Regions from separate parts of the Mus musculus genome. Here region 2 is linked to region 1. Evidence: chromatin loops called from intact Hi-C (ENCODE). Cell type or tissue: heart. All regions are shown on one strand. Each heading gives the region's core, and the rest is flanking DNA. Links, peaks and the distances in the headings are about the cores only. Region 1 holds the start of Nav3 (neuron navigator 3). Region 2 has its middle 85 kb from the start of Nav3.

Region 1 (16,658 bases), core at 7,864-10,363:
CGTGGATGTGGAGAAAGAGGAACACTCCTCCATTGTTGGTGGGAGTGCAGGCTTGTACAACCACTCTGGAAATCAGTCTGGCGGTTCCTCAGAAAACTGGACATAGTACTACCGGAGGATCCAGCAATACCTCTCCTGGGCATATATCCAGAAGATGCCCCAACTGGTAAGAAGGACACATGCTCCACTATGTTCATAGCAGCCTTATTTATAATAGCCAGAAGCTGGAAAGAACCTAGATGCCCCTCAACAGAGGAATGGATACAGAAAATGTGGTACATCTACACAATGGAGTACTACTCAGCTATTAAAAAGAATGAATTTATGAAATTCCTAGCCAAATGGATGGACCTGGAGGGCATCATTCTGAGTGAGGTAACACATTCACAAAGAAACTCACACAATATGTATTCACTGATAAGTGGATATTAGCCCCAAACCTAGGATAACCAAGATATAAGATATAATTTGCTAAACACATGAAACTCAAGAAGAATGAAGACTGAAGTGTGGACACTATGCCCCTCCTTAGATTTGGGAACAAAACACCCATGGAAGGAGTTACAGAGACAAAGTTTGGAGCTGAGATAAAAGGATGGACCATGTAGAGACTGCCATATCCAGGGATCCACCCCATAATCAGCATCCAAACGCTGACACCAGTGCATACACTAGCAAGATTTTAGTGAAAGGACCCAGATGTAGCTGTCTCTTGTGAGACTATGCCGGGGCCTAGCAAACACAGAAGTGGATGCTCACAGTCAGCTAATGGATGGATCATAGGGCTCCCAATGGAGGAGCTAGAGAAAGTAGCCAAGGAGCTAAAGGGATCTGCAACCCTATAGGTGGAACAACATTATGAACTAACCAGTACCCCGGAGCTCTTGACTCTAGCTGCATATATATCAAAAGATGGCCTAGTCGGCCATCACTGGAAAGAGAGGCTCATTGGACTTGCAAACTTTATATGCCCCAGTACAGGGGAACACCAGGGCCAAAAAGGGGGAGTGGGTGGGCAGGGGAGTGGGGGTGGGTGGATATGGGGGACTTTTGGTATAGCATTGGAAATGTAAATGAGTTAAATACCTAATAAAAAATGGAAAAATAAAAAAAAAAAGATTTTTGGTATTAATTTCGCTCATAATCTCTTTTCCTTTAGGTATAAAGTTAGCATTAAGGTAAGTATTCCAAATATCCCATCCAGACAACAAATAGCAGCAAATATTTCTTCATGATGTCTATAAACAGTAACAGTTTAAAGGAAATGAAAGCTTTAATATATAGTCAAAATAGTAATAATTAAATATAAAGTCAAAATAGTAATAATTAAATATAAAATAACAGATATCCCCGCACAATTTTTCCTTATATGATAATTTATTCATTGTACATTTCAGATGATATTAAATAAAATCTTCAAATAAAGTTAAAATATTTGATATTTGAACTTTTTTTTAGTAATAGGCATGCACATTACGTTAAAAGTTTATATTTGTATTTCAATTGTACATAATTCTTTCTACATTGAAATTAGTTATAATATATGCCACATTATCTGTCTTGTGTTAGCCTAGTTTGATGAGTATAGTAGTTTAAGATAAACAGATTGACAGTGAGAGAGTATCATAAAGGTTCCTTCATAAAATAGTGACGATTCTTTTGTACATCTAATGATGCATCGCCTCATTTCTCAAGAACAAACTGTTTTAGTATTATTCAACTTATATTTTTCAGCTTTTATAACTATGTAATTGTGTTTGTGTGTGTATGAATACATACACACATATATATGTATACACACACACACACACACACACTTCTTTCAAATATAATTCTTCAAAGATACTAGTTTTTCTTAGCAATGCGATTTCTATATATAAGTCTTCTGTGTTATTGGAGCACTGGAATTTATCAGCCAAATTACCCAAGTGATTTTGTTTGAATAAAGTACTTGACCCAGCTCCATCTGTGTGTATTTTTGACTTGGCAAGAGGAAGGCACATCTCCTAGGACTATCCATATACAATGTGGTTCCAAACCTTAGTACATTTGCTTTTCATTACTGTTTATAGCTAAGGGGCCTTCTGAATTTGGTGGGTTTTATTTGATCAATTAACTAGATCAGTAGCAGAGTATATATGGCCATAGAGTGCATGTAGATGGTTTCCAGTTCTCTCAGGCATTGTGTTCATTTGCAAAAAAAAAAAAAAATCAGTTAAGCACTTTATTATTGTATCTTTTATCCCTGTGGATTATATTTTAGCCTGTCAGTAAATCTTCCTTACCCTTGCTTCAAAACTATAACTTAGGAGTATCTTAGTTTGCACTATCTTCAAATATAACACAAGTATAGCACAAGCTCAATGCTTTTCGGTGTTCCATTTCCCCTCAGATGTCTGATTTTTGTGTGAGCTTCAGCTGCTGCCTGGTTGGGGAGAAATTCAAAGGAGGTGGGACATAATCTTATTCTGGCTGATTGGGCTGCTCACACTGAATTATTTCATTAGGACAATTGGATTTTATTACCATGTTCGAATTAGCATTGCGATTCTATGTTGATTCAAATATAATTTGTCCCTTATGACACATTTAAAATAGGGTCTTTCACCCTCTGTGCCATTTCTTCTAATGTAGATGGTTTTCAATTTGTCATGAAATTTTGTCCTTTAAAATGACCATTGGCATTAAGGTATAGCCCAGTGGGATTCTTTCCTTCTGGAAAGGTTGACTTTAGGTGTGCCAGTAGCCCCTGCTAATTTCCTGTCACAACATATGACCGGGAGAAGCTGAGCAGGAGTGTATATCACTGGACATTTCATGCTTCGGCATTTGTGTTCAGTGTTTTAAAGCTAATGGCAATGACCCTGGTTGTATTGTGCCCCTTGACCTCCACCTGGTAATTCAGTGGTTCTCAACCTTTGGCCATGACCTATTTTGGGGGAGTGGTGTCAAATAACCCTTTCACAAGGATTGTCTAAGCCCATCAGAAAACCCAGATATTTACATTACAACTCATATCAGTAGGAAAATTATAGTTATAAAGTATCATGGATTATAATTTTATAGTTAGTGGTCACCACACCATGAGGAACTGCGTTAAAGTGTTGCAGCATAACTCAAGAGACTAATTCTCGTGAGATGATACTGGTATCTAGGGAATAGGGATTCCATGTGCTGTTCTAAAAATGTATATGTTTTATCTTTCTACTTTCTCACTACAAGCCTTATTTAGCACATTTTTTATTTCATAAAATAGGTATCTGCCTACCTCCAAATTCTTAGATCTCCTAAGTAATTCAATAGATATCTGATGATGAGAGGTTAAGCTTAAGAAAAGATTTCCACAGCTATCAAATGATAAATCCGGTAAACTATACATCTTAAATTCTATAAAGAAAATATGATTATCAGAAATTTTAATTACCATTATAACTCTTACTCTGGAAGATTAGGTCAAGTCTGATAGAGTTTTAGCAGGCATTCCATCCAGGTGATGGGTTGTTGAACTGAATTGCAGAAAAGTCATCTTGAACTTTGCAGTGTGCCATCTGAGTACATATCACTTTAGTTCATTAACTTCTTGATGTTTGGGGATTTGAAGAGAAGGTCTAATGTAGTGGAAACTATCCTTTCCATTATGTGTAGCTGGGACCTTGCATGTGATAAGACTACATGAATGTGCCAATACAACTGGATCCAAGTGACTTTTCCCCTCTAGTTCTTAGAGTAATGGAATTCTTTAGGCTGGAGTGAGATGACAAGTCCAGACACACACTAGATTTCCTAAAAGTTAATTTTGGTGGTGGATGTTGTGGGATAGAGTCAGTTGACAGTGGCTACACTTTTCAACTTCACATTTTAGTCACAATGAAATATGATTGTCTAGTATGGCAAAGATCCTTTAAAGCAAAAAGCTAATAGAGGATATACCAAGTGTTACCAACCTGAATAATTGCACAAGTCTCCAAGAAAGACTGCTTCAGAGAATTCTCATGTTCACATAGCATAGGTGCTTTGATTATGTTAAAAAAATATACACACCTTTATTTTCCATTTTAATTATTCTTAAGAGTGCCAGTGTGTTCTAGTTCTAAGGTTCTTGTATATTGATAAATATGTTAATTACAAAGGCTAAATGTAGACATCCCATAGCTCTGTGAAGCCACATAAAGCCATCCATATTGTTCCTATAATCTATTCTAGGTCAAGAGGAGAATCTTTTGTGGGAAAACAAATCTCTTATCTTGAATGCTTTGTGCTCAACAGGAATTGGGAGTCAATTCAAGACTATTTATAAAAGAAGACTAAGAACCACAAACCAAAGTCCCTGTGTTTTAATCTTGCCTGGCTTCACGTGCACCTTTATTTCCTTTCAAATTTTATATATTTGTGAGTCTCTTTTCATATTTCAAAGGAAAGCTATTGGCTCAGAGTCTGCCTTCCCACTGAATTTCTCCCACCATTTTGTAATTAAAGTCTTGCCAGCTTTTCTACTCAATTATTTTTTAAGTAGTTCTACACAACTCTCCATTGTTGGGTGGTCTAAATTATCTTCCAAGGTACCAATATTACATTTGCTGGTGATTTGCTGTAACAATTGTATATATTTTGAGTGATAATTCCTAGAATAATTTCCCCCACAAGCATTTTTATTTTAGTTGGGCTATCTTGCTTTCAATGTAAGGATTTTAGAAAGTACATTTCTTCTATATCACTTTAAAATCATCATGGGACAATGAACAAACTTTAGCTCAGTAACGCATTAGTTTTCCAGAATTTACAGTGTGTTGAATATTTTGTAAATTCTGAAGTACTTTCTCATAGAGTTCATTTCATGACTAGATCACAGCTTGTGAGGGTTTGATTTTCATTCTCCCATTTTGCAAAGCCCACCGAACTGATTTACCTTGTAAAAGATGGTTCAAGAATTCTGACTGGTGTTCAGCATGGTATTCATATTTCTTCTATGCTGTACCAGCAAGTACGTATGCGTTTTACTTTACCACTGAATCTTTCAAATGTAGATTATTTTTCCCTTAAAAATAACAATTTATGATGTTAAAAAGAGTAAGCAAAAATATCATTTAGTAGAAAGTCAATGAGTTGTCTAAGTATATAGCAGGATTGTGTATTATACTAAGCCTTCAATTAAGAGTGCCATTAATTTACCATAGAGCCTCATTTAGTGTCATCCTAACACAAGCATGATTATGCTACTTAATCACATTCAAGAATGCATTTGTTTTAAGCATATGGATTATTTCTCCTCAAACTTTATATAATTTCAATCTTGATTATATTTGATAAATAGAATATCTGTTTTCTAAATAAGTGAAACATACAAAAATACAATCTATCTTTAATCATTTTTGAAGAGTTACCCTCCCCCATATTTTTTCAATCATACATCCTTTCTCCCATCCTCACTGCCCCCAGAATTCCTTTCTCTTTCATACCACCTGTATTCTATTCCTTTCTCCCTTAAGTTAAATACCAATGACCTTTTGCCAGGTACCTGGTTTCCATATATGTTCCAAATAAGACACCAAAAATTCAAATATTTGAAGTCAGGATCCACATCCACATATGAGAGAAAGTATGTGTTGCTTTTCTCCCTGTTTTACCTCACAGTTATTTTTCTACTTCTATTTATTTGCCTGAAATTTCATAAATTTCATAATTTCATTTCTTTACAGATAAATAATCATTTTATAATATATATATGTCTGTGTGTATGTAATATGATATATAGTAAATATTTATATCACACTTTAATATATATATATCATATTATATACATACACATACATATACATATATATATCATTACCAGTTCATTAATTGATTGGCATGTAGTTTCACTCCACTATTTTTTGCCACTGCAAATAGAGTAGTCAAATGAAGGATGGTATTCAAAACTCATATGAAAATGTAGTCCTTTGTATATTAATCAAAAATAGAATTTAAAGAGTCTAGTTTAAAGGGATAAACCCTTTATTGCTAGATAGTGCTGCTTCTAGAAGCAGCAGGTTCCTAGACAAAAATCTCAATCCCAAATTCAGGGAAGCTCCATATACATTGTTGGTTAGGGAGGCCCCAGAGACACCAAAAGAAAACAGGTTCTTGCTATTATGCTTGTAGTTGCCTATGAGAACTAGGTCCCTCTGCTTAGAAAGCATCTCACATCTTGGTTGCACACACAGAAGAATGAAACAAACTAAGCTAGAAATGTATGTCCTCCATACTGGATAATTTCTTAGTTGCTGAGGTTGCAATGTAATATTCTGGGAGAAAAGGGGCATCAGAGAACTAGCTCAGGTGTTGGCTCTACAAATACAAGACTAACTTCTCAGGCAAGCTATGTCTACCAGTACAGTAGCTGCATAAGTGTTATGGAGATAACCAACTGCTCTCTGATTGAATTCAGGGCCTTAAACAGGAGGAAATTTATGCCTGGTATGTACCTACAGTAAAAAAAAAAAATCAAGGCTGGAGAGATCATAAGATATATCTATAGATAAATGATAGCCTCTGTCTTAGCCAAGATGTTTCTCTTAGCAGCGAATGACAGTGAATGCAGAAACTTGTGCAACAAAATACTAAAATAAGAGGTAGATGAAGCAGCATGCCTAAGCATGACATTCATACCACTGTTCAGAGGCCAAGGGTACAGTGTGAAAGGGAATATAAGAGCGGGATGCGGCAGGGGGTTGGGGAGAGGCAGAGAGAGAAAAAGAGAAGGAGAGAGAGAGAGAGTGAGACACAGATAGACAGACAGAGACAGACAGGGAGACAGAGAGAGAGAGAAACAGTTGCAAGATGCTATCTTTTAGGCACAATGCAGACATTGCTATCATGAAATCATAATAGCTTCAGTTGCCTATCCTGACATGATGGATGGATGCCTCAAAGGTTAGACATGGATTAGGAAGAAACTAAGGAAGCCGTATCTCTCACTGTTCAACTCTTGGCTGTTGAAAGATTCTAGGAGAGAAAAGTTATTGCCTTCAGTACCAGCTAATGAGTACCACAGTCCCTGATTAAACTCAGTAATAAGAAAGGAACAAAGAAAGAAGCCCAAGTCCCTAGAAACAGGTGAATGTGGTAAGTTGTAGGGAAAGGCGGTGTGTGTGTGTGTGGGGTGCTTGGTAGTGGTGAGAGGAGAAAGAAGCTGTGGGTATGTATATTATATATATGTATAATATGCACGTATGAAGTTTTCTGTAAATTTAATTGCACAAAAGGAGTTGTTCAGTAGAAACACAAAAGATACAAAATAAAGTTCATTTTATTGGTAGAAACTCCTAGTAAAATCCCAATACGGTAACACACACATGCTGCTTTACTAACTAATGGGAGATTTCCTGTGGACACTTTGTATTTCAGGACAAAGATGTATGCCTGACTAGCACTCCTCCTTGCTTCTATTTAGCCAGAATAGAATCTGACATGATTGCAAAAGAGAGGTTTTTACAAACTGGATCAGCAGAATTGAGTGGAGATTCAGAAACTTTTTTAAAAATGTAAAACTTTAGGTGGAGCTAAAGCTTGGGAAGCTATTGTTTAAACTCTCTCTCTCTCTCTCTCTCTCTCTCTCTCTCTCTCTCTCTCTCTCTCTCTCTCTCTCTCTCTGCCTTCATAACATTCAGTTTAATGCCTGAGTATATCTCAATCAAAATTCTTTTTTGTTATCAGAGAAATTGTGGTTCCTGTTTTGACTTCTTAGTCTCACCAATAAAACAGATGCAGAAGGAAGTTCGAAGACTGTTTTTTTTTTTAAGTGTGAAGGTGAAACAACCAGACACTCAAGCTGAAAATTCCAACAACCACAAAAAAGACAGGAGATGAAGAAGACGTTGTGAATTGTAAGACAAGCATAGAGGTTAGTAAGAGAGAAATGCCGAAGTGTTTAGGAAAGTCCTGCTTAGATTTAAGAAACTGAGGATGATCTAAATTCGGAAGGCTCCTGAGCCCAGACTCTTTAGTCCCAGAGCAAAGGATTCTAACAGAGATAAATTATTACATATGGAAATAGTTGTTTCTTATTAAGAAAGAATCTCGAGAGATTTTGCTGAAGGGACCCTGTTATAGCTGTCTCCTATGAAGCTATGCCAGTGCCTGGCAAATACAGAAGTGGATGCTCACAGTCATCTATAAGATGAAACACAGGGCCCCCAATGGAGAAGCTAGAGAAAGCACACAAGGAGCTGAAGGGGTCTGCAACCCTATAGGTGGGACAACAATATGAACTAAGCAGTACCCCCAGAGCCTGTGTCTCTAGCTGCATATATAGCAGAAGAAGGACTAGTCAGCCATCACTGGGAAGAGAGACCCCTTGGTCTTGCAAACTTTGTATGCCTCAGTACAGGGGAACGCCAGGGCCAAGAAGTGGGAGTGGGTGGGTAGGGGAACAGGGTAGAGTGAGAGTATAGGGAACTTTCGGGATAGCATTTGAAATGTATATAAAGAAAATATCTAATAATAAATAAATAAATAAATAAATAAATAAATAAATAAATAAAAGAGTGGTCTAGTGAGCCGAGGAAGGAACCCAGGGAGGACGTTTAAAGATGCTGACCTCTCCACTTTGAACTTGGTTTTGTCCCACATGCCCCAGGTTTAGGAAGATTATTGAGTTTTCTGCAAAATAGCTTCTTTTATTTACTCTTGATATATATATATATTGCTGCCAGTCTCTATTCTGCCACATTTTTACAAAGTATTGACCCTAAGTGTGTGCATTCCATGTGATTCCAGCGGTTACTTGCACTAACATCTAATATGCTTAGCCCCATAACTGCTGTGTGGGACATGGCTGTCCTGGGAATGGGAACGCCATCATTACATTTAGAAATCACCATGCATCTAATGCCTGGCTTCCTGTGTTTACTGCAGTTTGTAACATAAGCAGGCAAGGTCTGCGGAAGGCTTCAGCTGCTTTAGCTGGCTGTCCTGTTTCTCCAGTTTAGCCTGATTTCATGGGATGGAGCAGAATGAACACCGTGGCTCCTGGCTGTCAAGAGTGAAAAATAGCTGGAAATTAGACAAACAGCTTCATTGCTGAAATTGTTTCCGGGCTAAAAGTTCTTCCAACAGCTGTTTGTTTTGGACAGTGACCTGCTTTTTTTTTTTTTTTTTTTTTTTTTTTTGCTTTAGGAAGAGAATGCAGGCTGGTTATTTCTGAAGTCAGGAAGAACTCTTAGCCATCCACTATTGTGGTCTTTTGGCTTCTTTGACAACTAGGCTGAAACTGGACTGAAGGGATTTTCCTTTGTTCCCTCCTCCCCCCACCCTGACCTCTCTCCTTTCAAAGACCAATCTCAGGCTGCTGCTGGTGTAGGGAGAAGAAAACAAAGTGAGGAACTCTATAATCCTTCAGAAATGGCTTTGTAGAATTTATTTTGCAGACACTAACTTGCTGAACAGGAGAGAGGGAGGGAGGGAGGGAGGGAGGGAGAGAGAGAGAGAGAGAGAGAGAGAGAGAGAGAGAGAGAGAGAGAGAGAGAGAAGAGAGAATCTGAACTAGCAAGACAGATTCTCAGATGAGAAAAAAGTTTATCTCTTCCTGAAACTTAGTTTGAAAGTTACTGTATGTGTGAGTTTTTCTTTCTTTCTTTCTTTCTTTCTTTCTTTCTTTCTTTCTTTCTTTCTTTCTTTCTTTCTTTCTCTCTCTCTCTCTCTCTCTCTCTCTCTCTCTCTCTCTCTCTCTCTCTCTCTTTCTTTCTTTCTTTTTCTTTCTCCTCCAGATGACTGCTAGTTTTGCTTAGTAGTTTTTTTTCTTTCTTTCTTCTGAAAATACTAAAGCTGGAGTCTACCAGACTGAGGTTAAGAGCATTTTCTTTGGCAACAAAAAGATACTTTTATAGAAGCCATGCCTGTCCTTGGGGTTGCCTCAAAACTGAGACAGCCAGCTGTTGGGCCAAAGCCTGTTCACGCTGCTCTTCCGATACCGAATCTTGGCATCAGTGTGTCACGGCGCTGTTCCTCGAGACCTCTGGAATTTGCTACACCGGAGCGCTCAATGCTTTCGTGCCAGCTCACATTAAAATCAACCTGTGAGTTTGGAGAGAAGAAAGCCCTGCAGGGAACAGCCAAGGAGATCGAAGACAGCAAGGTTAGTAGCCAAAGGTTACTGTAGACTTTAAAAAAACCACACAGAGAAACTTCTTGTCAGTTGCACCATGAACTTTGGGAGATGGTGATACTTAGAGGAACTCTGCTATAAGGAGGGGGCAGATTTATGTGAGACTGAGGACTGAATGTGTAAACTGTATTTTAGTGGATAGTTGGAAAAGTCATGAAGAAAATTCTGAATATCTGTATAGGATAGCCAGTATTCTTATTAATGGAACAAGTAATTACTTATTAATATAGTTACTCCTAGATACTGCTCCATTGGTGACATTCACAGGTATAAACAAATGGGAGTCCACTCCCATATACATTACCTTTAAAAGGAAATCTCTGTCAAATCCCTTGTGCGTGTCCTCTATTTTCTCCAAACATCATCTGCAGGATTTGAATGTTTGAGTGCTAGCTGCTTATTTTATTGTAATGTGGACAGAAAAAAATGAAGTATTGTCCCTCTTACTACACATTTGCCAGGATTTCTGTTTACAAATTGAAACGCTGCCGTTTTACTTATTGCTGACATGGGTTTTCTTTTCTCTCTCTCTCTCTCTCTCTCTCTCTCTCTCTCTCTCTCTCTCTCTTTCTTTTTTTTTTTTTTTTTAACTTACTTTCTGGTATTTTGTGAGCTCTTGGGTACTGAGCCTTCTTCAAATGTTTGCTCCAGTGGCAGAGTGCTCATGTGGCCCTGCAGGAGAAACTTTTTACTGAAGAGTCATCTAAGGCAGAGTTTCTCAACCTGTGGGTGGCGACCCCTTTCAGGGCTTGATTTTATGGTTGCAGGTAACCACAGCATCACACACTATCTTAAAGGGTCCCAGCTCTAGGAAGGTTGAGACCCACTGCTCTAAACCTTCTTAAGTATCACTTGCAGTGTAGCATTACACATAGCTTCCAGCTTTGTAAGGCTTTCTAGGTTCATCATCTCATCTCTGACTTACTAGGAGATAATGATATTTTTCTTGCTTACATGCAAGTGTAAGCTAAAACAGTAATCGAGAGTGTTTTATATGGACAAATTAAGACTATAATTGCAAAAGACAGGTAGTCATTTTATCTAGCATATCTTTTGAATTATCTTCCTCTGTTCAAGTTTTTAAACTTGGCCAAGATGTCCCCTTCTCTATAAAAATCTTTGGATAGTACCTATTTTACTTGATTGTGATTTTTTTTTTTTTGGTCCAAAGAAATAGCTACAGAATCTATTTTGTCATTCCATGGTTAATTATATACATAATATATAATATTACTATTCCATCTAGTGAAAATATAAACTAGGTAAGGTAGATTGATGATAGTTAGATATATGATAGATAACTAGATGTAGATAGGTGATAGATAACTAGATGTAGATAGGTGATAGATAACTAGATGTAGATAGATGATAAATAACTAGACAAATATTAATAGATGGTATATAAGTGCATAGATAGGTAGAAATTTCCCTGTGGAACATGATTGTTACCTTGTATGTTTGCTCAAACTTCTACTTTGCTAAAAGGCCTTAATTTAAGACTTGGCTACTTTTTTTTTTTCAGTAGAATTTGAGTAAATCACTTTGGTCAACAAGTCTTAACCAAGCATCTGATATTTCTTTTTCTTGTTTTGTTTTGTGTGCATTGGTGTTCTGCCTCCATGTATATCTGTGTGAGGGTGGCAGATCCTCTGGAACTGGGACTACAGAGTTGTAAACTGCCATGTTGGTTCTGGGACTTGATTCCAGATCCCTTGAAAGAGGAGCCAGTGCTCCTAACCACTGAGCCATCTCTCCAATCCCAGCATCTGATATTTCACTTAAACTCCATGGCATGAAGCGCTATAGGAATAATTATGCTTGTGGGAATAATTTTACTATGCCTCTTATCAGATTTAAGAAGGAAGTTTCAAACAAATATAGAGAATGCTTCTGCAGCATATTAAAGTACTTCCATGTGCTATAAAGGAATATATTTAAAATATTTTGAATTAAAGAGCAAGGGAAAATAGCAGAAATGATCAAGGTAGATATATTAAGCAGAGTTAGACTTGGTTGAATACAGCAGGAAATTCAATATCACATTACAATTGGGAAACAGAAAGACTGTTTCTCACTCAAGTGGTGAAATCTGAAGATATATGCAGTGAAGCTAAGGCCATGTCAGAAAGCTGGGACCTCTCCATTTTGTCTATCCCCTTCCATTAGTGGCTCCAAACCTTCTGTCTTCAGTGGATTATGGCGTTCCATTCTAGGAAAAAGACAAACCCCATTTTATTAAGGTTTATGGCATCCCATTGGTTTTCTTAGAGTTCTAAAACCTTATCTAGCTGTGGAAGAAACTGCAAAATGCAGCCTTTCTTCTAAACAGCTATGTGCCCATCGAAAAATTACGGGTTCCATTTCTAAGAGAAGCAAATCCTGGATAGCAACCACAATAAATGGCTGTCATTAAAAAAGCATTTATGTGGAATATGCAGCTACTCATTGCCCCAAACAGTTCTGTAATCTGATTTGAGAGAACAAATCTCTTACCATGTCAGTAAAGTCCTCAGTCCCAAATTCTCCACCCTTGTTTTGTTTTGCATTAAAATAGATGCTGCTGATCAAGTCATCCAGTCTTGAACCCTGATGCCTTTGTCTGATAATTCACATTACTCTTTCCTATCCCATGTCTTGCAAGAGGTTAAAGATTTTATTTCACTTCTTATTTAGAATTTTTCCCTGTCTACGTAGACTTACCCTTGGGTATTTATTTTCTGTTAGTTATTAAATTATTTTAAATTCTTTCCCTCCCATGTCTCTTTGCCATCACCCACTGAACACATCTTCCATGCAGCTTAATCAAGCATTCAAAAGTGTCTTTCCCCTGCCTTACAATTTCTTTATTCAGGAATGCTAGCCTTCCTCCTGTTCCTGTAACTCCATCCAGCTTCCCTTTCCTGTCTGTAGTCTTCTTCCTGTGTGTCTAGCACTGATGCTCACAGTCATCTATTGGATGGAATACAGGGCCTAGAGCTAGAGAAAGTACCCAAGGAGCTAAAGGGGTCTGCAACCCTATAGGAGGAACAATGATATTAACTAACCAGTTACCCCCCCCCCCCCGAGCTCGTGTCTTTAGCTGCATATGTAGCAGAGGATGGCCTAGTTGGCCATCAATGGGAGGAAAGGCTCTTGGTCTTGAGAAGATATATGTCCCAGAACAGAGGAATGCCAGGACCAAGAAGAGGGAGTGGGTAGGTTGGGGAGCAGGGCAGTGGGAGGGTATAGGGGGCTTTGGGGATAGAATTTGCAATGTAAATGAAGAAAATGTCTAATAAAAAATGCCTTAATAAAAAAGAAAAAAAGACTGCTTAATTCTCCTATCTTTAAAGAAATCATATTAGTTTTGTAAATAATAATAATAACAATGATGATGATGCTGCTTGATTTTAGGTTTTGAAATTATCATAACTACATTATTTTCCCCCTTTCTTTTCCTTGCTCCAATCCCTCCCATATATACCACATGTCCTCTCTCAAGTTCATGGCCTCTCTTTTCTTAATTATTAGATTTCATTTGTGCTTCATATTTTGAAAAATATATATATATACATATATCACGTGGAGTTGGAAAATGTGCCATAAAAATGTCAAGGGCTGATATTTTCCTTTGATGTACTTTTTTCAGACTTTTTTTTACTTAATCTGAATGTTCTAACCCCTCTCATTGCTTTTCAACTCTTACTGGCTTCTTCCCTAAACCAGTACCAAGATGTTACTGTTGATTTAGAGCCTTTCCTTGAGATGATTGAGGATAGATTTCAGAAAGAAACCTTTTGTTTCCTATACCTGCCAGTCTCTCCACAAAATAATTTCCGTACCTTTTCTGGGTTTACCATATGATACAAATACCACTCAACCTTTACAACTCATTCCAAATGCCAAAGGAATGCTTTAAAAAGTGCACATGATGGAAGTAAAATGACAGAGAACGTACGTGCTTTTGAGAAGATCTAGAGCAATGTGAGAAAGTTTAGTTCTTTAGTCCATGCTAATAGGAATCACTTTCTCAGTGTTCCTACTCAGTGAGTTCAAGGATGGCTTAGGAGGAATCATTTCATCCTCATGTGTTTAGAAAGGAGTTAGTCTAATACTTAAGACAAAAGACAGTCAAATGAATTGCTTATGATGAGGCACTCTAGTTTCAGGTTTAGTACGTACATATTCATATATATATTCTATTTATGTTATATGTAAATAATACTTTGAACATTTCCTTCTTTTCAAAGTACGATTTTTACTTATTTCCTAGATTTTGTTTTGTTTTTGAGGTAAGGCCTAACTCTGTAGCCTTTGATAACCTATAACCCATTGTGTATACCAGGCTGGTATGGGAATCATAGCAGGCCTCTTGCCTCAGTGTCCTGACTATATATTATATATTGTATATTGTATATTACATTTTGTATATTATATACTTATATATGAATAATATATTTTATTAGTATATGTCATACTAATATACTGGTAATAAATATATTATTCATATTTAAATATATATATAACTAATATATAACATATAGTAATATATGATATATAAATGTATATGTATTACTAATGAAAAATTTGTTTTGTGGATTTATAAGAGAAATCTTATATGAATGGATAATTCCAAAAGGATTCAAAAGTTGTTGTTTATGTGCTGGGCAGGTAGGACTGGGGTACAGAGGGGGAAAGCAGTTTTTAATGAAATAGTGTTGCAAAATGTTTAGTGGGTAAAGTGACAGTAGTATCTGGAGAAAGTAGCAGGATGACATCAGTGGATAGTGAGCTCATTAAGTAGCCACGGAGAAGGCACTTACATGACAATTGGAACCAATGGTCATGGTCAGGACATTTAGATAAGTCATTGCTGAGGGGAACTGATGCTAATGAGCATCATCTATAATTGCAACAGGCTAGGTAGCGAACCAGGTGCTTCACCGGGCATCCTACTTAGTGTTCTCACTGGCTAGATGATGTAGACACTACTATTGTCCTATTTTTGCACGTGAAGAAACTGAGGTTTGGAACGGTAAAGATACTGACCAGGTTTTCAATGATAGATTATGGCAGAAAACAGGTTCAAAATAAGAGTTTGCAGTTGTGGAAAATGTTAATTCTTAACTAACTAACTAACAATGAAGACTTTTGATGATAGAAAGATGTGCCCGCGGGAGGGGGGGAGGGTATCTAGAGCCTTGGTGTTCATGTAGAAAATTTTCATATATTTCAGATATTAAACACCATTGCTATGAATTGTAAATAAATCCTTGTCTATGTCTAAGTATATCGAACCATCAGGAGAAGAAGATTAAGTAGACACATAGCCTCTACTGGATTATATGAGAAACAGAAATGAATAAAAGTAGCCCCCAGATAGACATAGAGCAGCAGATGTCAACTGAGTAGATCCTGGCTCTGGCTTCCAGCTGTTTCCCTTTGCAAAGGTTCCCAGCCAGTGCTGAGGGCTGTCAGCGCTCCTGTGGGCTTGCTCATGGGCCAGCATTTTTAGAGCTGGCCTGCCCTGCAGCTGCGGATCAGCCTGCAGTCCCCTAGGTAAGCTATGCTTGTACATTCTCTTATTTGTGTTTATAGAATCATCATCATTCCTTTTCGTAGTTACAGCTCTTTTGTCAGCTAAGATGTTACGGATGCTTTAATTGGCTTGTGTCTTGTTGGTAGAACTGGAATGAAAAATGTGGAAATAATGCTTACATTTGAACATTTTCTCTACAGGCTGGAGAGTCATTTTTTCATTGTAATCCATTTATTGTCCTTGTAAAATCATTGACAGTCTGAAATGGTGGCCTATCGTTTTGTTTTGTGTTATTTAAAAAGCCCTTACGTGTTTCATCTCATTAGCTAAACTACAAAATTATATTAAAAGTCATATCCGTCACATGTGCTGAATCTTCCTACGTTCTTTATATGACTCAGTCTGTTGTGTTGACATTTTTCAAGTATTTTTTGGCAGTTTGCCAATAGGTTACATTGTTTCTCTTTGGTATCAAAGCCATCTTTCCTTTATTGAAAAAACATCTACTAAATGTGTTATTTATAGACACATGAAGTCAATAGATATATCATTAATTTTTGAGCAGGGTTTTAACACTTTGGCATGTTATAACACCATCAGCTACCATATTCAATTTGTAACATTCTATATGGAGTATAATTAAGAGAACATTGTATTAGGCCCCCAAGGACATAGAGTTATGCCCAGTTCAAAGAACATAAGTAATTCAGCCTTTATGTCATCTAAAACTGAAGTGAGACAAGAAGGAGAGGTCCTGATGGAACTGTTCGGATCCCTCAAGCTGTCACATCTGGAGGATTTGGGGTTATAGGCCTGTGCTGCTGACATCACTCCCCCACTTATGGGGAGCTGGGAATTTAGCTGGAACTCCTGATATACTAGGCTTTGCTCTCTATGCACTGAGGTACATACCCAGAGTGATACACTTTTGAAAGGCAACTCTTTTTTTCTTTCATTCTATTTCCTGATCGTGTCTCCTCCCTTATCCTATTTCTC
Region 2 (16,658 bases), core at 6,909-9,408, 84 kb before region 1:
TATATAGACTTGACTTAATAACAAAATTAAAATAAACTTATTTTTTTGAATATTCACAGTGGTGATGACATAAATTTACAGGCACTTAACTACTCAACAAAATACCTTTGGTGAGATCAGTTCTCAGAGACAGAACAAGGAGAGATTCATGTTTTCTGAGTTTATGTCTGGATATGACATGATGTAAGGATATGTTTGAATCAGTGAAATTTAGATCCCAAGCTCATGTATAACAAGTACACTTTGAGATGTCATAACTAAACACATTTGGGAAAAGAAATCTACTTCTGAAATTGGCATCCTTTATTTTCCTACTCCTTACTTCTCTGCCTATACTACACAACAGGTGCACTTTCATGTTGTCAATACATTATATAAATAGTTACAAATCTTTATTAGAAATAAATATAGCTCCTTGTAAGTATAGTTTGCTAACATAAAGAATGGATAAGGAGTGGTTTTGGCCATCTAGAAATTCATAATTTCATGAGGAAGAAATAGTTTATACACACACACACTCACACACACACACACACACGCATTATATACATCTTGTACATACACAATCACCAATTCTCTTTGTTTCTAAAGTTTTTCTAAAAGTTAAGTTGGGCTCAGCAAGGCATTATTTTGTCTACATTCTTATTTCATAGAACTCTTTGACTATAAGTCACTTACATCTATCAACTGCATACATAGAAGAGACGTTGTTTCTTAGACCCTGGTGTCATAACAACCACTCAAATGGCAGATAATCTGGATTCTCAGTTCTCTTGACTTAGACCCTAGGTAAGAATATACGTCTTGGAGACTAGTCCATCTAATATCAGCCTGTCCTATACCACTTATTCTCACTTACTATTTCTAATCCTATTGTTCTTATCTAGCAAAAGGGAACAGAAATCCCACTGTACCAGGTTTTCATGAATATTAATCTAGTTATGAATGAAGCAAAGTCCGTCTGGAGAACAGATTAGACGCCTTGTTTTAGAAACACAAATCTTCCGAGACAACACTTTTAGGAAATTACCTGTTATAGTTATTGCAGGATGGTGACATGGTAAAAGAAAGAAAACACTATGTTTTGCCAGCTCGTGACAAATGAAACATGTCTTTCTGTCGGTGCTAAGCATGCCCATGTGCCTAAGGAAGTTCTTATTCATTTTGTTCCTTTATTATTGTTTTTAGAAGTGTTGTGAAAATATATTAAAAAATCTATCATTTTAACAAAATTTGAAGAGTATAACGCAGTATTGTTAACTATGTACATCACTATACTGCTGATCTTTAGAGCTGTTAGTGTCTTGCAGGGTTGAGACTTTGGGTATTAAACAGTTTCCTCTTACCCCTGCCTTTACGCTTCCTATTTCTGAGCAATATCAGTCTGCTGTCCCTCTGCATTGGTCACATGATCAGGAGAATAAACCAACCACAGCGCACTGTGCCCTAATGTATGATATTTACTGCTGTGCCATGTTTTTCTCCACTGTGCCAGATACAGGTAAATAAAACTTAAGGAGAGAACAGTGAACCTTTAGTTTGCTTTTTGAGAGACTTTGTACTAAGCTGGGCTGACTTTGACACTCTGGGTTCACAGTAGTATATCATCTATATGGAATGGGATAGGACAGAGTTGTCACATGGCACCTGGAAAAGCAGATAGAGTAATGGGACTGGGTCAGACCAAGTAACACTCTTCAAATGCACACCACAATTGACCTTCTTTCAGGTGAGTCCCACCTTTCATAGGTCCAGCATCTCCTGACATTCTACACAAAATTTGAATCTATCCCTCAACAATTGATTTAGTTACAAACCTCCAACCCCATTCAGTGATCCAGTCGCCTCAGGACACACTTAGAAATGTGCTTTAAGTACATCTCTAGGTGCCTTTCAATCTAGTCCTGTTTGTAGATCAGCACTAACCATTGCAGGTAAGTTAAGTGCATGAATTATGTTTTTGACTTGTGTAGTAGGTATTTGGGAAATACAGTCATCATAAACTATGAAACATCTATATACTTATCATGTCAATTATGCTGTTTGAGTTTTAGCCTTTGTTTCTTGATTTATAGGCTTATCAATATTTTTCCATCTGTTCAATAACTGTGAATTACATTGTACTTTTCTAATGTAGGGATATGTTTCCTGATTTCTTTACATGCTTTGCTTGGTTGCTTTGTCATCAGCTTAAATGAAAACACTGGGTATCTCTCCCAATTTGTTTTGTTTTTGCTTGTTTGAGTGAGTGAGAGAAGTTTACTGGAGAAAGGTTTTTCTATGAATCTTAGGATACCTCAATCATGTTAATTCTCCTGCCTCACCTAAGCGCTGGAATTACAGGCATGTACCATCACACCCAGCTAGAAGTTTGAGATTACTTTTTGATCAGAAGACTTCTGAGACTCTCTCGAATCTCTCCCATTGGTGTATCTTCCTTAGGCATAAGGGTGTAAATCCTTATCTACAAGGATTGGCCTGTTTGAGGCACTGCCATTTTTGTTGATGTTTTTGTTTGTTTGTTTGTTTGCAAGCTTCCTATAGCTGTCTATTACTTCTCTGTTGTCAAAGGCCCAGTGTGTATCCTGTCATTGAACTGTAGGGGATAAGGCAGTACTGATGCTATCGGCCCTTTTTCCCGAGTCCAGAATACTGGCTGCAAACCCCATGCTTCTCCCTTTCCCTGTCCCTGAATGGAGCTGGGAGTTTTCTCCTAGTTATTCTGTCAAGTCGGGAGAGAAACCCCAGCTAAGACTTTCCTCCCTGCTACACTTAAGCTAGTTTCAGCTTCACTATGGTAGAGAAGCCTCATAAATGAATTCCGGATTTCTCACAAAGGGAATTGTTCCTTGATATTGTTGAATCAGTGCTATTGAAGGGGGGCACAGAGGCTCAGAGTTTCTACCTCAGCATGTTGACATTAATCTATTTTCTTTCCCTCTTCTTCAGCTGCTAACAGAGATGTTTTACACATCAGTTCTTAATTTGAAAAGCTTGGTGATACGCTATGATGTGAATCTCTTCTAAGATACTCTCTCTCTCTCTCTCTCTCTCTCACACTCTCTCTCTCTCTCTCTCTCTCTGTGTGTGTGTGTGTGTATGTGTGAAAAAGGGAGTATGTGTATTCACCTGGGTGTTGTATACCTGTGTATAATGTGTGCAGACATGGCTCTGGGGGTGGGTGTGCCCTTGTGTTGTATGCAGAGCCTAGAGGAGGACCACGGGTGTCCTGCACTAGCCATCATTCCTTAATCCTTTGAGACAGGGCCTGTCACTACATCCACAGCTAGGTTGATCAGCAAGTTTCATCAGTCTACCTGTTGGTGCTAACTGCAGTGTTGGGTTAAGGATGCACACTCACACCGGGTATCTTCCATGGATGCTGGGATCTGAATTCAGGCCCACATGCTTGTGCCTTAGCTTTGACTCTCAGAACTACCTGCTGCATAAGCTCGTAGATTGACTTTTTCTTGGTTTGTGTTGGTGTTGGTTTGGGTAATATGAGAAGCAAACGGCATTACATGGGAGGAGCAGTATCCAAATCCAGACTGAGAGTCCTACTGTATGCTGTTGGGGCTCAGGCATCTAATTGCTCCGATGCTGCCCTTGTGTTTGTAGATGTAGATGATGGCAAGCTGTTCATCGGGACCCTTGTAGGTTTACTGTGAGGAGGGAAAGTCTAAATTCAGAGCAGTGATTACATGTAATGGCTGCTAAATATGTCCTGAAAATATGGATGTTGGTTTTTTGCAAACTAATTTCCTGCAAAGTAATGTTGCTTAATTTTTCTATCCTTTCTTTCCTCTGTTTAACAGAGTAATGAAACTTGAGTTTAATATTTAAATTTTTGCTGTATGCTCTATACTTTAACTCATATAAACTTTCCTTTCTGATATGCTGAAATCTTAAAATTCAATTATTTGTGTAGATATTTTGCATTTACATTTATACCAGATATTTCTAAGGGATAAAACATCACAGAACAATCACAGATGAAGAGAATCATCTTTAGTTATGTCTTTCTTTTCTAAACCACTGTTTCCGTTTATCCTGCATGTTAAAACAATGAAGCTATTAGTCCAAACTCTGAGACTTTTAAAATGCCGTAAAGTCCTCACCCATTCTCAGAGATGTGGGGATTGACACTGCAGATTTCCTGGAGAAATTCAAAGCTATGCAAGACTGTTCCCAAACTTGTGAGAGGTGATACACATGTGTATCTTCTTAAAAGCCCCTCGCTTATGGATTGAGGAAAGTCCCTTTGTGGACTCTTCTCATCCCAGAGAAAGAGCTCTAACCAGGCCTGGAAAACATTGGCTGTTTGGGCTTTTCTTTTGTAAGAAACAGGAGGCCAATATACCTCCAGGAATGATGACATCATGCACCTCCAGGAATTATGACGTCATGCTCTCAGCCATCACCAGGCTTGTGCTTTGTGTGTTGAAAGGCTGGCATCCTGTCTCAGTTTTCTGCTGCACAAATGTTTTCATTGAAGAAGGGCAACAATGAAGCTCCCGGACAACTCTTCAACATGATGCTCATTCTTGTTTATTCTTTTGTTTGATTGTAGGAGTGCGTTTCTACAGACAAGGGAAAACATGAAAACGAATTCAGCTGCATTTGGGCTGCACTGTGTACTGTGATGTGACTAACATATGTTGTTTAAGAGGAATTTTAATTACCCTTTGTTCAGGAAAACAAAAAAAGAATGGAGTGTTCTTGTAATAAATGTACTTGTAATTTCCAAGAAAAGTGTAGACTTATGTTGAGTGTTAAAGCATCAGGTAGAAGAATGCTGATAATTCTGTGCAAACATTATGCCAATAATTATGTTCAGCTGTAACTTTTTATTGGCTTTTTTCTATTTATATATTTACTTATTTATTTATTCATTTATCGACTTAACAACCTGGTCACAGCCTCCTCCCTCTCCTCCCAGCCCCACCCTTACAAATCCCTCTTAGCCATACTTCTCAACAAAGGGGAAGCCACATTGGGTCTCACCCTTCACTGGGACATCAAATCACAGGAGGAATAAGAGTATTTTCCTTCACTGAGGCCCAACCAGGCAGACCAGGTAGGGGAAGGGGATCCACTGGGAGGCAAATGAGTCAGAGGCAGCTCCCACCCCAGTTGTTAGGGGGTCCAAATTAAGACCAAGCTGTACATCTGTTACAAATATGAAGCGGGGTCTAGGTCCAGGCTCTACATGGTCTTTGGTTGGTGGTTTGGTCTCTGTGAGCTCCCACAGGCCCTGGTTAGTAGGGCTCTGTAGGGCTCTTGTGGTGTCCCTGACTCTTCCTGCTCTCTCAGTTCTCTTCCCTACACTTCCACAAGACTCTGGAGCTCAGCCTAGTGTTTGGCTGTGGTTTCCATCAGCTGCTGGATGAAGCCTCTCAGGAGACAGTGATGCTAGGCTCCCTGGGACATCAAGTCACTGCAGAATGAGGCACATCCTCTTCCACTGACAGCTATAACTTTTAATATAAAGCTAACTGTAAAACATTTTTTAAAAGAAGGAAGTATTCTGATTACACATACATTGTGGTATTTTGGGAAAAATAATTCTGCTAAAGTCTGAAGGAAATTTTGTTTAATAATGTTATTATATGGGTCATTGACTGTATAGATTGTTTTGAAGAAAGTCCAGGCTGTTCTTTTCGTTTGTTTATATAGGGAAATAGTTTCAATTAAAGGAATAATCTGAAGTGAACTTGGATTAGGCCAAATATTTATAGCGTGGCATTGCTGATAGAAATTTCCTTCTGTGCCTTGAAAATGTGTTTGGAGATAATAATTTTCTAGCCAAAATCTTATTCATTAAAGTTAGCTCTCTGGATTTGAAAATAATTGTGTTATTGTCTTTACGCTTTGCCATTCATCCTTGGCACACAGCTTCAGTAAGATAAGGTATAGGTAAATGTGTACAGACTTTCTGATCAACCCTGCTTCCAATACTTCCTACTTTATGATGAACTCTTTAAAATACACCCAGTTTCTCCACCTAGGGAAGGAGCAACAGCATTCCCTACTCTTCAACAAATAATTGGTCGACTGCCCATTCTATGCAAGACACAGGGCAGAGTGGTAAGATCCAGATGTGTGAGTGATGTTGTTACTGCTGGCTTCTGGGAGATGCTGTGGTGTGTTAAATGTCTTGTTGTGCTGGGCCTCCACTTGGTTTCCTATTAGTTAGCCCCACCTCTTACTGAAGTAACTATCAATAAACAAAACCATACGCCAGGTGACCTTTCAGTTCTGTGTAACTATGCCAGCTGAGTTTTACATTCAGTGGTATTGAAAAATAAAAGAGAAATTGACTCGCGAATGGGTTGTGCTGAGCTGTTGCTTAAGGAGGCTGGCAGGCTGTTGAGACCAACAGAGCTGAGCAGATGTTTAGAATGTTCTACTATGTGCCCAGCACTCTGGTACCTATTAAAATGTCAGTGTTCAACAAAATGGACATGACTTCTTCCCACTCATACAAATAAACTTCAAATCAAGACAGATGCTGTGGATGGCTTGAATATTCTGGCTGACATATCTTCTCCCAGCGGGAAATCCAGGTGCAAAGCCAAATTATAAATTCTTGGTTGGTTAATGATCATGAAAGTATAGAAGGGGTATATTAGTCAGGCTTTTGCACTCCTGCGACCAGATACTAGACCTAGTGACTGGAGAGAGCAAAGACTCATCTGGGTTCACAGTTTCAGAGCAGTAATTTACTATGGGCAAAATGTACAAACTATCATTTTACACCATGGTAGCGAAGAAGCAGGGGAAAGAATACAGAAAGAGGCCAGGGTAAAGTTTAGCTTCTAAGTCAACCTGCTCCATGACCTACTTCCCCTACGGAAACACATACTTCCTACCTTTCACCAACTCTCAAATAACACAGGCATAGTGTGACTCTATCCGTGTGTGGATCCACGCATCAGATCAGAGGCTTCAGGATGGGTTTGTCTCTGGGAATGACATTCCAGACACACCCAGAGGAGCCTGTCACTCATCCAGGTGTTTCTAACCCAAACAAGCAGTCAATTCTGACTATACATGAAGTAGGGTCATGCGAAGAGACAGTGCCCCTTGTGGATTCCCACACACTCTCAACTGGACTCCCTGGCAGTCCTGACCACTGGCACAAATATTGCTGTGATTTTCTGCCAGTTTCACTTCTGTTTCTGTGGCTCATACAGTGAATACTTGACTTTCTTCTGTTGAAATCCCAAATGTTTGACCTTGCTGCATATGCTTTACCAACACACACACACACACACACACACATGCTCTCATTCATTTATTCTTTGAAATTGAATGTGCATTTGAGTCCTTGTCTCTTGAGTTTCCTAGTTGCCTAACAAACTATCCCTTCTCTTTAACCACTAAATGGACAGAATACTTCTCTCATTCAGTTTGTGTGTGTTCTCTCATTCAGTTTGTGTGTGTGTGTGTGTGTGTGTGTGTGTGTGCGCGCGCGTGCAAATATGTTACACTTCTTGATATACATATAAGATGGCGGGAAAGTTAGATAGATATCACAGATGTTAAATATAGTGTTCTCAACATAAAGATGGAGAGTGATGTCTATTTCTCTCAAAATTTCATCTTTCAGATAATTCTGGTAAGATGGCATGTTGTATATAGTGCCTGTGAAACTCTAAGGAAAGTGTTTGTGAAGTTAAATTAACTCAGAGATGCTCAGTCCTGGAAGGAACTATGAATTGGATTATGGAGTACGCTTGTATTGAACATTCATAATTGGGGAGGTAGAGAGGTTAAATATATTTACGATGTTTACATATTAAATAAAATCTCAAATGCCAGGAGGGGTTTGTTGTAATTTTCATTTGCAGGATTCAGCAATACACAACATGGCCACAAGGGAGCGCGAGAGGGAAACGAAAGCAATTTGTGCTCTTTGCAAGCCTCTGTGTGGAGATTTGCCCTTGGTTTTTTGTTCTGTTGTGTTCTTCCTATTTGCTTTTGGTGATCCCTTCTCTGTTAGATATCACTGAAATTTGATCCTTTGAAGAAATGAAAACAAAAATCTAATCCCCACTCACCAGAAAATTACTAGAGATAACATGAATTATTTAAGTGTATGTACATGTCATGGGGAGGGGGGTGTTGGTTTGTACTGAGAAGTTCTTATTTATGTTACTTCTATAAATAAAGCCTGTGTATGCTACTAATTTATATTTCAATCATTATACATGGATTTACACTCCTTAAGTAGACGGATGAGCTAGAATGCTATGTGACTTCAGAAAGAGTATGAATACATTTTATAATCTTTTTAGTAAGTATCTAAAATAAACACTGTTCTCTTACAAATTTCAAGAAGTAAGTATCTAGACGTGGCACTGGTTGGCTCTGAGGGTTATACTGCTTGCTCTGAAAGCATGAGAGGCTGAGTTAGGATCCTAGCACCCATTTACAAAGTCAGGCATGGTACACGTACCCTCAGGACTGTATGGGGCAGGAGGGGGTTTGGAGGCTTCTGGCTGCTGGCCTTGCACCAGGTCCAGTGAGAGACTCTGTCTCACAGGACTAAGGTAGAGAGTAATAAGAAAGAACAGCCAGCAGCCATCTCTTGCTACTGTGCACATATTGGCATCCACACCTGCACACATGTACACAACTGCTACACACACACACACATGTTTAATACACATGTAGGAACCTCTGTCAATACATACTTCTCTTTTGAAGGCCTTACCCCATTAACACCATTTAAGAAATACAACAGAATCTGTAGATCCCAAAATCAAGTACATTTAAATGTTTTTGTTATTGCTATAATAAGGTATAAAAGAAAATATTTTTCGAGACTCCATTTTTCACTGTGAAAATCTACCACCCTATCTATCTATATATCTATTATATATCCATTATCTTTCTATCATCTATCATCTATCAATGTATCATCTATCTATATATTATCTATCCATTATCTATCTGTCTATTCATCTATCATCTATCTAATTATCTACCTATCATCTACCTATTTATTAATCTATCAATCATCTATCTATCTATCATCTATCTATCCATCCATCTATCTATCCATCTATCTATCTATCCATCTATCATCTATCAATCTATTATCTATCATCTATCTATCCATCTATCTCTCATCTATCATCTATCATCTATTATCTATCATCTATCTATCTATCTATCTATCTATCATCTATTATCTATCATCTATCTATCTATCTATCTATCTATCATCTATCTATCTATCTATCATCTATTATCTATCATCTATCTATCTATCTATCTATCTATCTATCTATCTATCTATCATCTATCTATCTATCTATCTATCTCAGTACTAAGGAGAAACATAGCAGTCTTGTTCTATGAGCTCTGCTGAGAAGCAAAGATGTAAGCATAAAATGGCAGTTATGGGATTCTTGCCCGTGAATCCATGTAGAATTTTAAAAGGAAATGCATGTAAGCTGTCCTACATGGATGTATTCTCCTGTGTCTTTTGCCTGTTGTTGCTGTAACAAAATACTACATGAAGGAGCCTTGAAGAAAAGGTATCTCTATTTCAGTTCTGAGGGTCAGAGCCCTAAAATAGATTTCACTAGATCAAAATGGACCTACTTAGACATCTCTAGAAACTACAGATGTCCTTCTAGGATTGGAACATGGTCACTTGGGCGTGAGCAATTTTTTCTGATGCATTCATGCTTTCAATTCATTTTCATAGTTGAATCATAATGTGTATACACATGTTTGTTTTTAGCCCATGGTTGTGCTGTGCATTTTCTTATGCTTGTAGCCTTAACTGGTTATCTTTTTAAACAGCCATTTGAAGTTTACTATAGAGCAGGTGCTTGTCATAATTATCCTCTATCTTAATGCCAAATAGCGTATCTATTCAAAGATATTTATGTGTGCTAAATTTATGATAGGTACTCTGCAATGATTGGGCTATTTTTCATAAATAGGAGTTCCTCTACCATTGGAACAAGGTATAGATAAAGGAGAAGTAAAACCAAGGAATGGATAAGAGAATAAATTAATAAGTATTTTCCTTGGGCATGAAAACAAAAAGCAGATTTCAACATAATACTAAGCATTATTCTTGTATGAAGAGTTGGGCATGCTTTTCCTGGTAAAGTAACATCTCACCCGAATCAGAATAAGAAACCCAATCCATTGTAGGAGCAGGGAAGCAGGGAGGGAAGCCAAAAGAAGTTCTCATATAAAGACAATTCGTTCATCTGTTCACATGTTGGAGAAATACAGAGCCTTCAAGTATTTTCTTCCATAACTCTCTATAATTTGAAAAAAACAGCCTCTGTCCCTGAACCTCTGGCTAGCTATGGTAGCTGGACTATATGTCCATCTCTGCACCCCTCCTCCATGGCTGCAGTTACAGTGTGCATCGGCATGCCCAGCTCTTGCATGGATTTGGGGATTGTACTGGCTAGTTTTGTGTCAACTTGACACAGCTGGGGTTATCACAGAGAAAGGAGCTTCAGTTGAGGAAATGCCTCCATGAGATCCAACTGTAAGGCATTTTCTCAATTAGTGATCAAGGGGGAAAGGCCCCTTGTGGGTGGGACCATCTCTGGGCTGGTAGTCTTGGGTTCTATAAGAGAGCAGGCTGAGCAAGCCAGGAGAAGCAAGCCAGTAAAGAACATCCCTCCATGGCCTCTGCATCGGCTCCTGCTTTCTGACCTGCTTGAGTTCCAGTCCTGACTTCCTTGGTAATGAACAGCAGTATGGAAGTGTAAGCCGAATAAATCCTTTCCTCCCCAACTTGCTTCTTGGTCATGATGTTTGTGCAGGAATAGAAACCCTGACTAAGACAGGGATCTAAGCTCTGTTCCTCATGCTTTTGCATTATGCACTCTGTGCTAATCTAAGCTCCGTCCAACTTCCTGAAGCACAGTACCTCTCTGAGACATTAGGTCTCTGATCACGGTTAGGTGGGCGGGAGCGATAACTCATGGGTTCCCCTTCCTCACTCATTTTGCCATTTTCCTCAGGGTTGCGGTTGTAGATATGCACCATCATGCCTGATATTTTACATATATGCTAGATATCAGAACTTAGCTCATCATGTGTGTGCAGTAGGCATTTAGTGAGTGGCCTTGATGATTGATCATGTTTACTAGAACTATTATAGGAAGAGGAGATTCTATGGTAGTTGTAACATAAAGTTCAGGTTTGAATATACTGCACCATGAAGAATCAAATATTCAGCCTCACAGTATAGTAAAGGCTCAAGCAGCTGGGCCTAACTGGTGCTTTGTCTGCAAGAATCTTTATATAAAATGCCCAGAGGAGTGACATCAAGAGAGAAAGTGAAAGTTTGGTTCCAGTTTTGACCCTTAGCAGAGCTATCCAAATTGTCTTATATAAATATTTGACTGCTTTGGGCATCATGTATCATGTAGTGTGTCAAATTGAGGTTGTGGGAAGGAAAGCTATCTGATATAAGCAGACAAAATTAGGAAACTCATTTCATAGGAACAGCTCAGGAAAGGACTAAGAGGGATGGAAACATGCATTGCTCCTCCCACCCTGGGTCCCTGAACTGATCGCCAAAGGTCAGCTGCAGCGGTATGTCTTAACAGGAAGAGTTCATGTTGTTTATTCATGTCATATATTTATCTAGCACTTACTATGAAGTGTTATAACATTTTTTATAGTTACAAAGTCAGTGACATCATTTTCCCATTACCTGACTTTTATACCTGAGACTACAAAAGCTCTGAGATCAGTGTATCGAGGTTACAGTTAGGATGCTAGTCCAGGCAGTCTAGGTTACATGGCAGGCATCTATTAACTTAAGAACTCTAGTTACACTCTTCCAGGCTGTGTTACTTCACCCCCATTCATTCTAGCACATCATCCTATCAGTCTTCTCCTTACCCATGGGCATGAAGGTAGAAAAAGAACCAGATAGGCCAATGCAAGTGTTTGTTTAGATTTAAGCAGATTAGACCAAGGGTATAAACATTCTTTGGACTGACAAAGTTCATGGGATAAGCACTTAAAATGGCTGGACTTTGTTCTTAGACACATATTCAGTGGTAGTGCATGAACCTAGTGTTCTGAAGAAAGCAAAGAAAAGGCTAAAAGAGACATGTCCATAAAGTCAGATCCGAGACTCACTGAAGCCCCACTGAGGCAAGCTGACAGCTCACCAGTTAGGTAATGTAGTCTATAGTGTCTGAGCTTGTGTGAGAAGGTTTACAGATTCTGATCAAAAAAAGTATTCTGATTAGTGTGGCACTTTCCTTTTCATTTTGAGCAGGGAGTGGGAGTCAAGTTTTATATAAAACATTCCATAGGTGGAACAGTATAGGAAGCATAAGCTACAGGTAAAAAACAGGGGTTTCTTCAATAGCACAGATGAAATCAGTGACATATAGTAAGCTTTATCACCAAAGACAGGTGGGAGGGAGACCCAGGAAAAATTACTTTTGTCACACTTCCTTAATTTTGTTTCTGTGTGGAAAGAATAAGAGATAGACAGAATTGCCCATGTTTATATTCTGATTTTCACAATAAAGATGAAGGAAGTAATAGTTTGAAGGTAACAGAGAAAACAAATTCAACTTTAGAAGCAATGCTCAGAAAATAATTGTATATGTTGACACAAAGCTTATCATACATATAGGTAGACATAGATAGATAGATAGATAGATAGATAGAGATAGATAGGTAGATAGATAGATAGATAGATAGATAGATAGATATAAATAGATGGGTAGATAGATGGATGGTAGATAGATAGATAGATAGATAGATAGATAGATACATGATACATAGATAGATACATAGATAGATACATAGATAGATACATAGATACATAGATTTCAGTCACTGGCTTGATCTGAATGTGGATAATGCCATTATTTATCCTTCCTACTGCAACTTCAAAGTCTAGAATGGAAGAGACCCTGATTTCACAATTCTCAGAAAGAAAAGATACTTAAACATGGTACTTAAATACCTCCCAAATCCTACTCAAATGTTAGCAATGAGCTAAACTTTGTAAGGGAGACATGCAATGGATGTGAGTAAGGTCTATGATGTATTCATACTTAAATATGAAAAATGTATAATTAATAGATAATATAAAGCTTGCAACAGCCCAAAGAAGGACATGTCAGAAAAATAAGCTTGTCCTTCTCTGGGGACTCTGGGATAGCACAGAAATTGGAGGCAAAAATTTGTTGGGAAAGTGGACAAGAAATAACTTCAATTCTAAATGGAAGGTTAGTCTCCCAGGTCACAACTGTGGGAATGTTATCTCTTAGATTCTGACATAAGTGGACCAGAAGAATTCTAGACTTCAAGATTTCAGGTGTAGTGGTGATCTTAAAATATGATCATCAACTGGTGATGTAGATTTTAAAAGAAGCACATAGATTGTTCAGGTGCTAAGATGTTGCCTTTTAGCATTATGCTCCCTAGAACGAAGCATGTTTGCTTTCTTTCTCAGAAGTCTTGATATGAGGTACAAGAAACACATAGATTTTTTACCTTAAAGCTAGTTAAAAAAATAATTAATAAACAGGCTTTATCCATTCATTCCATGACATAAAACTATAAATCCCATAAAGCCATGTTTTACTCTATGAATCAGACTGTGAAATCTATTTACTGTGTCTCATTGTAACAAACAGATTATTCATATTACTACATATCCCAAACTTTTTTAAATTTTATTTTATTAGATATTTTCTTTATTTACATATCAAATACTATCCCGAAAATTCCCTATACCCTCCCCCTGCCCTGCTCCTCTACCCACCCACTCCCCTTCTTGGCCCTGGCGATCCCCTATACTGGGGCATATAAAGTTTGTAAGACCTAGGGGCCTCTCTTCTCAATGATGGCTGACTAGGCCATCTTTTGATACATATGCAGCTAGAGACATGAGCTCCAGGGGGTACTAGGTAGTTCATATTGTTGTTCCACCTATATGGTTGTAAACCCCTTCAGCTCCTGGGGTACTTTCTCTAGCTCCCCCATTGGGGGCCCTGTGTTCCATCCTATAAGGGATGTCTCCATCAAATCCCTACCCTCAGGGCTCAGGGCACCTCATAGAAGAGGAAGTAGAAAGAGTACATGAGCCCAAGGAGATGAAGGACACCAAGAAAATAAGGCTCTCTCCATCAATGTGACCAAAGCTCATATGAAGTCACAGATACAGAGGCAACATGCACAAGGCCTGCAGGGGTCTGCACCAGGTCCTCAGCTTATCATTGTGGCTTAGTGGATCTCTAATTCTTGTGCCTTCTCTTGGGTTCTTTTCCTTCTGTTTGTTTGTTTTGTCCGATTTGGAGGTGTTAGTTTTCATTTTATCTTATTATATTTAAAAGAAAAGGAAATGAATGAGGAAGAATTAAAACTTACTCTGTCAAGGTGTCCAAGTGAAATTATTGATCGAATGATATGTGCAATGAAAGGCAGGGACACACAGACAGAATAATACCATCACTGCTTACGTCATTACTACCATAACATTCAAAGTATTGAATGCTCAGGATAAAGAAAAATACTCCTAATGGAAGTACTTCTATAGAAATTAAAAAAATAAAATAACATGAGACAAAACAACATCCTCCAACAGTCAGTAGAGTGTAAGCACACAAAAAGGACAGAAGAGCAATCTTCAACCCAGAGCCTGAAATTAACTTCTCAGTGACAGTAGTGACAACAAAGGAAATGTTAAAAGCCTTACAGGAGAAAATACAAGGTCACCCTTTTCTTTTTCCATGCCAGTCAGTCACCTAAGGTCCACTAAAGCAACAGAAAATGTGATATTGAAAGCAGTGTTAGACCAGAAATTAGGAGATTCAGCCCAGAAGAGGGGATGAGTGATTTCCAGAAAAATTGAAGACAATTTTGGTCCTAGGTCAACAAGCTCTGCCTGTGGAAGGAGAAAAAGTTCTAAGGAGGATCTTTTAGAGGAAAAAGAAATTCAGTTAACACTTGGTTATAGATGCTCTAAGAGAGATTTCTCTGTGAATCTGTGGTGGGAATGTGGCAGAAGATGGTTCTTCTCCTTTTCTCCTTCTCCTTCTCCTTCTCCTTCTCCTTCTCCTTCTCCTTCTCCTTCTCCTTCTCCTTCTCCTTCTCCTTCTCCTTCTCCCCCTCCTTCTCCTTCTCCTCCTCCCCCTCCCCCTCCCCCTCCTCCTCCTCCTCCTCTTCCTCCTCCTCCTCCTCTTCTTCTTCTTCTTCTTCTTCTTCTTCTTCTTCTTCTTCTTCTTCTTCTTCTTCTTCTTCTTCTTCTTTTCCTCCTTAAATATAGTAGGTTCTAAGACTCAAACTTGGATTTTCAGGATTGGTAACAGTTGTTTACAGACAATTGATCCAACTCACTAAATGCTAGATGTGAGACTATGAAATAATGTTTCATGTATGATTTCTATAAATATAAAATTACCTAAAAAGTTTATTGATTGATTGATTGGTTTATATTAGTTACTTTCTTGCCAACAAGGGTTTGCAGATAGGAGCTTGATATAGCTGTCTCCTGAGAGGCTCTACCAGTGCTTGACAAATACAGAAGTGGACACTCACAGCCATCCATTGGTCGAAGCACAGGGTCCCCAGTAAAGGAGCTAGAGAAAGTAACCAAGGAGCTGAAGGGGTTTGCAGCCCCATAGGAGGAACAACAATATGAACTAACCAGTACCCCCAGAGCTCCCTGGGACTAAACCACCAACCAAAGAAAACACATGGTGGGGCTCATGGCTCCAGCTGCATATGGAGCAGAGGATGGCCTAGTCAGTTATCAATGGGAGGAGAGGCCCTTGGTCCTGTGAAGGCTTGAGGTCACAGTGTAAGGGAATGCCAGGGTCAGGAAGCAGGAGTGGGTGGGTTGGTGAGCAGGGAGAATGGGAAAGGGATAGGGGGTATTCGGAGGGGAAACCAGGAGAGGTGACAACATTTGAAAGAGTGTGCTTCTTTAGAAGTGACAATGATCTCTATTTCAGTCATTAATGCAAGAAAGCAAATTATCTGTAGTCTGAGGCCAAACACTGATTTGACTGGTTACTGTAATTTCTTGTTAATTTCTGTTCACACTGTGGTTGGAGAAATATTTCAAGGGAAGGAAAGCAAAACTAGGAGAGAAAGAAGAACCTGCTCTCCCATGACAAGAAATTAAGAGAGTGCAGAACTTGCAAATGAAGGGAAGAATGTGGTTAGCGTTGGTCCATCAGAGAAAAATTAAGAAAGAAACAGAGAAATGAACTGTGAAGTGAACCTGTTGAAGAGACTGCTGTGCTGCTCTTGTGAAATCTTTACAGCATTGTTGTACTTTAAAATGTGCCAGGTAGTATTTTGAATACAAAATGATGTTTTCATTAAAAAAAAAAAAGTAGCTAAATGCTGAGCACGCAGAAACTACAAATGTAGCACAATTGCAGTCAGAATGAAGCCATCAAGGCCAGACGGAAGTACAGAGAGACCCACCCTGCTGTCAGCATGAGGGTAAGAGTGTTTTCCTGTGGGAGAAGTCAGAATTGGCTTATGGGAGATAGAGTATGAGTCAGCAGACAGGGAAGAGTTTGAAAACAAAGCGAAGAGGAATGAAACCACAAAAGTCAGACTCCTAAAATTGTAACGTGTGGATTGGGAACCACAGCAAAAAGCCTGGTGTCTCTCCTCAG

What was found. Peaks named below come from ENCODE experiments on the same cell type or tissue, not always from the same donor. Only the 100,000 strongest peaks of a DNase experiment are listed, where the experiment ranks them.
Region 2: it touches region 1 in a loop (3.0-fold over the local background); 3 of 42 quality-filtered maps call a loop at or near these places.

The regions. Positions count from the first base shown.
Region 1 is chr10:109,993,433-110,010,090 of GRCm38, reverse strand. Nav3 (neuron navigator 3) reads left to right here and starts at 9,701. Exons shown (of 38, transcript NM_001368815.1): 1 at 9,701-10,114. The coding sequence starts at 9,872. In heart, for the core only: no CTCF peak of the experiment used is centred there; DNase peaks (open chromatin) are centred at 8,950 and 9,240.
Region 2 is chr10:110,076,601-110,093,258 of GRCm38, reverse strand. It overlaps a transcript of Nav3 not described here. Among named protein-coding and RNA genes, the nearest start is that of Nav3, 85 kb to the right of the region's middle. In heart, for the core only: a CTCF peak has its summit at 7,869 (motif pointing right); no DNase peak of the experiment used is centred there.